Linked DNA regions of Mus musculus: region 2 is linked to region 1. Evidence: chromatin loops called from intact Hi-C (ENCODE). Cell type or tissue: heart. All regions are shown on one strand.

Region 1 (2,500 bases):
TTATAACTTAAAATAATTTTTCTTACTGAAATTAGTTCCAGGCAAGTACAAAAAGAAACGTGTTTCATTTTATCTGCCGCAAATATTTGCCCTTCTTACTAAAGATTAACTTTCTCTGAGTAAGGAAGTAACGGCCATGTGATCATTTGGTGGAGGCTCGAAGCCCGCACTAAAACGCCTTATGCTAGAAAAGAAAAAGAGAAGTTATGAAAAAGATTAAGTGAGGCACAATTTTGTTGGTTGGTGATTCTTTTCATTTTTATCTTTTGAGCTTTTTGCACAGTCAGGGGCCAAACTCAGAGTCTCACACCTGAATTTTTAAAGCTAAAGTTTTAAACTGATTTATTTTTTTCCCCCTCCTTGAATGGCTTTTCCTCCATATTCAGCTGTTTTGGGGTTGACATTGATGCTGGGCTCAGCACTTTGGAAGCAGAAAGATTCTGGATTTGAGGCTAGCGTAGAGTTGATATTGATACCCTGGAGGAAAAGGAAGTAAAGCAGACAGGGGTAGAAGGCTCCTCTGTTTCCACAGATAGAAACAGCCTCCTCATTTATAATTTTCCTAATCAACTATCTACTATCTATCTATTATATCTCTCTCCATCCATCCATCCATCCATCCATCCATCCATCCATCCATCTACCCATCCATCATCTACGCATTTCTTTCTTACATTTTTTTAATTTATTGATTGATTTACTTCTGCATGGGTGTTTGTGTGTCAATGAGCAAGCTGGCTAGCTAGGTAGATTACTTCAGTCACCAAACTCTGGGCTCAAGTGAGAAACTCTGCCTCCTTATAGAAGGTGGAAAACAATCAAGGAAGACGCTGGCCATCAACTTCTGGCCTCCATGTGTGCATCTGTACACGCACCTGTGTGTGCTCGTGTGCATGGGGTGTGGGGTGTGGGGTGTGGGGTGTGGGGTGTGAGTCTCTCTTCCTGTCATGTGTCCCCGGATTGAATTCAGATCAGGCTTCGTGATAAGTACCAGCTGAAGGTACTCGCTCTCTCGCTCTGTCTCTCTCTCAACGTCTGTCTGTCTCAACACTACTTTAATTTGCCACTGAGTGTTCTTAAAATTACTACAAAAACCGGAAGCCTGATTTGGCATAGGGTTCTCAGTTTTGGAAGAGAAAAAAGAAAAATCTAACAGAATTTTAGGTAACTGCGAAATTTCATGAGAATATAATCCTTATTAGTAGCATTAAACTCAGCCCGCAAGTAACAGATTACTGTGTTTTCACAGCCCACTTTGTGTTGATCGTCTTTACGTTCCTTTCCGCCCCGCCCCACCCTTCTATTCCCAGTAGCCCCCTCAGAATGCTGCATTAACTTTCAACCTTCATTTTTTGTCTTTGAGCAAAAGGCGATCACGTCAATTTCCAAATGGCTTAGTAGTTTCATAGGCGTTATTTTGGGAGCTCAGTGGGCAACGTGGCTTTTTTTTGAGAGAGAACAGCGACATCTCTTGGCCGTCACGGGTACTGCGCGTTCAGGGGAGGTTGCAAATTGCACCTCATTGGGTTCTCCGAAGACATACATCTGTGAGGCGAAGTTTTCAGTGGTTGTTGTGGTCGAAAGCAGAGCCCACACGAAAACATCCGAGAGTCAGGAAATGATGACAGCGGTGCTAATCTCATTCTGATGTTTGACAGGTGCCTGACTGGTACTGTGATGGTTTTTAAACGATCAACTGTTCTTTGACAATCTTTCCTTTAGAAATAGAGTCTAACCATTTCCTTGGGTGTGGGCTTAACCAACTGACCAGCACTTTAGGAATGTAATCTGACAGAAGTGTTGGGGAGTGGGGGTGGGGCCGCTACTTTCAAGGGTAAGTCCTAGAAAGCCATAGAGCCATTTTCTTTCATCTCTGGGAGCTGTTACAACTAAGGACCTGCAAGTCCTTTTCTAGAGAAGTCCACGTGGTGAGAAAGTGATCCAATCTAACCATACATCAAGTAGGGAGCTGAGGCACCATGGGACTGAGTTATCTTTCGAAGCCTGCCTCAGTCTCCGGGAAATCTTATCTATGTCCTCAGTCAATCGTAACTGTACCCACATCAGAGATCCAAGCTATTCAGCTGAAATCCTTCCAGATCCCATACAAACACTGTCATATAATACAATTTGTAAGTAGAATTAACAGAGCCAGTAAGATATAATGAAAGATAAATTATTTCCCCATTTATGTATATAAAGAGGTATTGGATGGTCTGAACTTAAATACACTTTACATTATTCAAAGTAAGAGTTCTTAGCAAATAGAACTTTGGGTGCTTGGGAATCAAGCAGGACTATGGTGTGAGAGTCCAAGACAGTGCGCTGTGTAATAAGTGTGTCCTGTACAAAGTTTGGGAACCATATGTAAGCATACTAAACATGGCTTTACTTTAAAAGCTTTTAGGCATATAGAATGACTGTTTTGGATTTGAAAAATTTATTACTTTTAATACTTGACACATGCATTTCTCATGTCAGTGGGAATATGAAAACAGAA
Region 2 (2,500 bases), 150 kb before region 1:
AAAATTTATTTTAAAGGGATATTATGATATGCTATGATAAAAACTAACACAATAAACAAATAGAAAGAAAGAGCCCAAGAGAGAAAACAAGAATCGGAGACCCACTTTCTCACACACTCAGGAATCCCATAGAACACTGAACTGGAAGCCCTGACTTCACAACCTTTTTCCTGGGGGAGTAAAAGCATCTAAAAAAGCATTTTAAGGTCAATTCGTTTATTTTTAGCTAATACAAGATGAGAAATAGCCTGTGGACATACACAAGAAATACATACTTGATATACAAAATGCTTTGTCGAAACCTTTGCAATAGTGAAGGATTATAACGCCCCCGTGTAGTGCAAGAGCATAAAGCCAGTAAAAGAGTGACCTGAGTCTGCCTTACAGAGAACGTCCTGGTCTGTGACAGGGCTGCGATAACGTGCGGAATGTCATGAGAATGGAATGTGGCATAGAGGGTTCGTTTGCTTGTTCTTGACACAAGGTCTGTGAGGCACACAGTCCTCATACTCGCCATAGAGCTGAGAAGGGCCTTGAACTCCCCCTTCCCCTGTCTCTACCTCCGAGGGATTGGGATTATGGGTAGGAGCCACCAGGCCTGGCTTAGACCTTGCTCATTGTGAAATGAGAGCTGTAAGATGCTGTGGTACCGGGCAAGCATTAACACTCAGTGTGTTTCTTTCCATGAGGTCAGGACTGATGATAGGACCTGCTCAGTACCTGCCCAGGGTGGCATACGCATGAAAGTCTCAGCACTTGGGTGCCCGAGGCAGGAAGATTACAAGTTCAAGGCCAGCCAGCATACACTGTATGGCTAGGCTTTATCTCACAAAACAACAAAACAAAACAAAAAACCTAATCTTCAGGCTTATGCAGTGGTAGTTCGTGTATATGTATACACATAATGAATTGCACCTAGCCTCTTGGGAATTAAGTACTGTACTTTCTGTTCCACCACAACCCTGTGTGTGTGTGTGTGTGTGTGTGTGTGTGTGTGTGTGTGTGTGTGTGTGTCCTGATACTGTGTGCCTTACAGAGAGAATACTGAGTATTAAACTGCCTGGTACTGTAACTAGAGAACTTTGAACTCGGGCACTGTAACTCTAGAATGCAAGCTTTTAAGAGCTGAGGAACAAAAGTTTACACATTGTCTTGCACTGTTAATAATACTATGTGATATTTTTTACTTATTTACTTTTTAAAGGAAACAATGAGGTGTTGTTTCTAGTAGATCTGTTAGGCTAGATTTTAATGAAATATAAGTTAAATTTTAATGAAAAATAAAACCCCTCTAAAAGTCATTGTCCACAAGAGGGCATCATAATCTTTTTATTGTCAGAGCTAAAGGTTGGATTCCAAGTACTGACCCCTTGATGTGAAATGTTAAGAGGTATAGCTATAGTGGTAGAAATTGTTAAGTGTTCATAGTTGTATACAATTAACATTTCTTTATTACTATGTTTTTATGTCATAGAAGTGGTAAGTACTTCACCCCTGTGGCAGATACAGCCTCTGCTGAAATGTTAGAGGAGGGAGGACGCCACGTTTCCTTCTCGGCACCGCTCTTAGATTAGCATATGGAAAAGGTGTTTTCAGTCTCACAGTTAATATGTATGTTCCTTATTGGGTTAATGAGTCTTTGTCATTTGACAGTAGGCTGCAGATCTCTTAAATGTCCCGTCAAGTATGTCACTATATAATTTATAGTGCTGATGGTGACGGGGAGTAATCACTCCAGGGGCCTGAAATGTACAAAATAATCCCCTGACTGCGAACTTGTAAGTATACAACACAGGCAAACGTGGTCATTCATGAAACTGGAAACATTGCGTGTATGTGGTATAGAGCAATAACCAGACTCGTCTCCACGGCAGTGAAAGTAAGGTGATGGGGCTGAAGGAGGCTGGGGACCATCAGCCTTTGCCCTAGAGCTCCAGCCTGGGAGCAGTCTTTAATGTGTTTAAACTGGTATGGTAGCTTATACTTGTCATCCCAACTCAAGACCCTGAGGCAGGAGGATCTACCCAAGTTTGAAGCCAGCCTGGGCTACGTAGTGGGTTCCAGGCCAACCTAGGTTATAGAATGAAGACCTTTCTCAAAAAATTTTTTTCTAATTTTTTGTGCCCTGTATGCGATCAGCGTACAGCTAGGAAAACAAATATAGCCAAGTTAGGGGCTGTACAAAATCTCTCTGGTTGGGGATGTCACTCAGGTACAGGGCTTGCCTAGAATGTATTGTGTGTATTGAGCAACTGTTCCAAACTATATACATCCTCCCAGCCCCAGAATCAGTTTTTTATTTTTTCTATTATCTCATATTTGATAAAACCAATGTATACCAGTTACTTGAAATCTTGAATCACAGCAAGTATCTGAAAGAGTTCACTCCAAACAATACTTAGCTCTTGTCAAGCACATACTACACTGGGACCACCACTAGCATCAAGACAGGGATCTAGAGCACCTATTGAAAATAGTTTCAAGCAGCTAACGGGGAGAG

Evidence for each region. A loop is a pair of places that touch in the nucleus more often than their neighbours do. Peaks named below come from ENCODE experiments on the same cell type or tissue, not always from the same donor. Only the 100,000 strongest peaks of a DNase experiment are listed, where the experiment ranks them.
Region 2: it touches region 1 in a loop (10-fold over the local background); 20 of 42 quality-filtered maps call a loop at or near these places.

The regions. Positions count from the first base shown.
Region 1 is chr16:78,197,935-78,200,434 of GRCm38, reverse strand. No RefSeq gene overlaps it. Among named protein-coding and RNA genes, the nearest start is that of Gm31613, 23 kb to the left of the region's middle. In heart, a CTCF peak has its summit at 1,479; a DNase peak (open chromatin) is centred at 1,474.
Region 2 is chr16:78,345,693-78,348,192 of GRCm38, reverse strand. It overlaps a transcript of Cxadr not described here. Among named protein-coding and RNA genes, the nearest start is that of Btg3, 30 kb to the left of the region's middle. In heart, a CTCF peak has its summit at 1,311 (motif pointing right); no DNase peak of the experiment used is centred here; H3K27ac peaks cover 1,012 bases.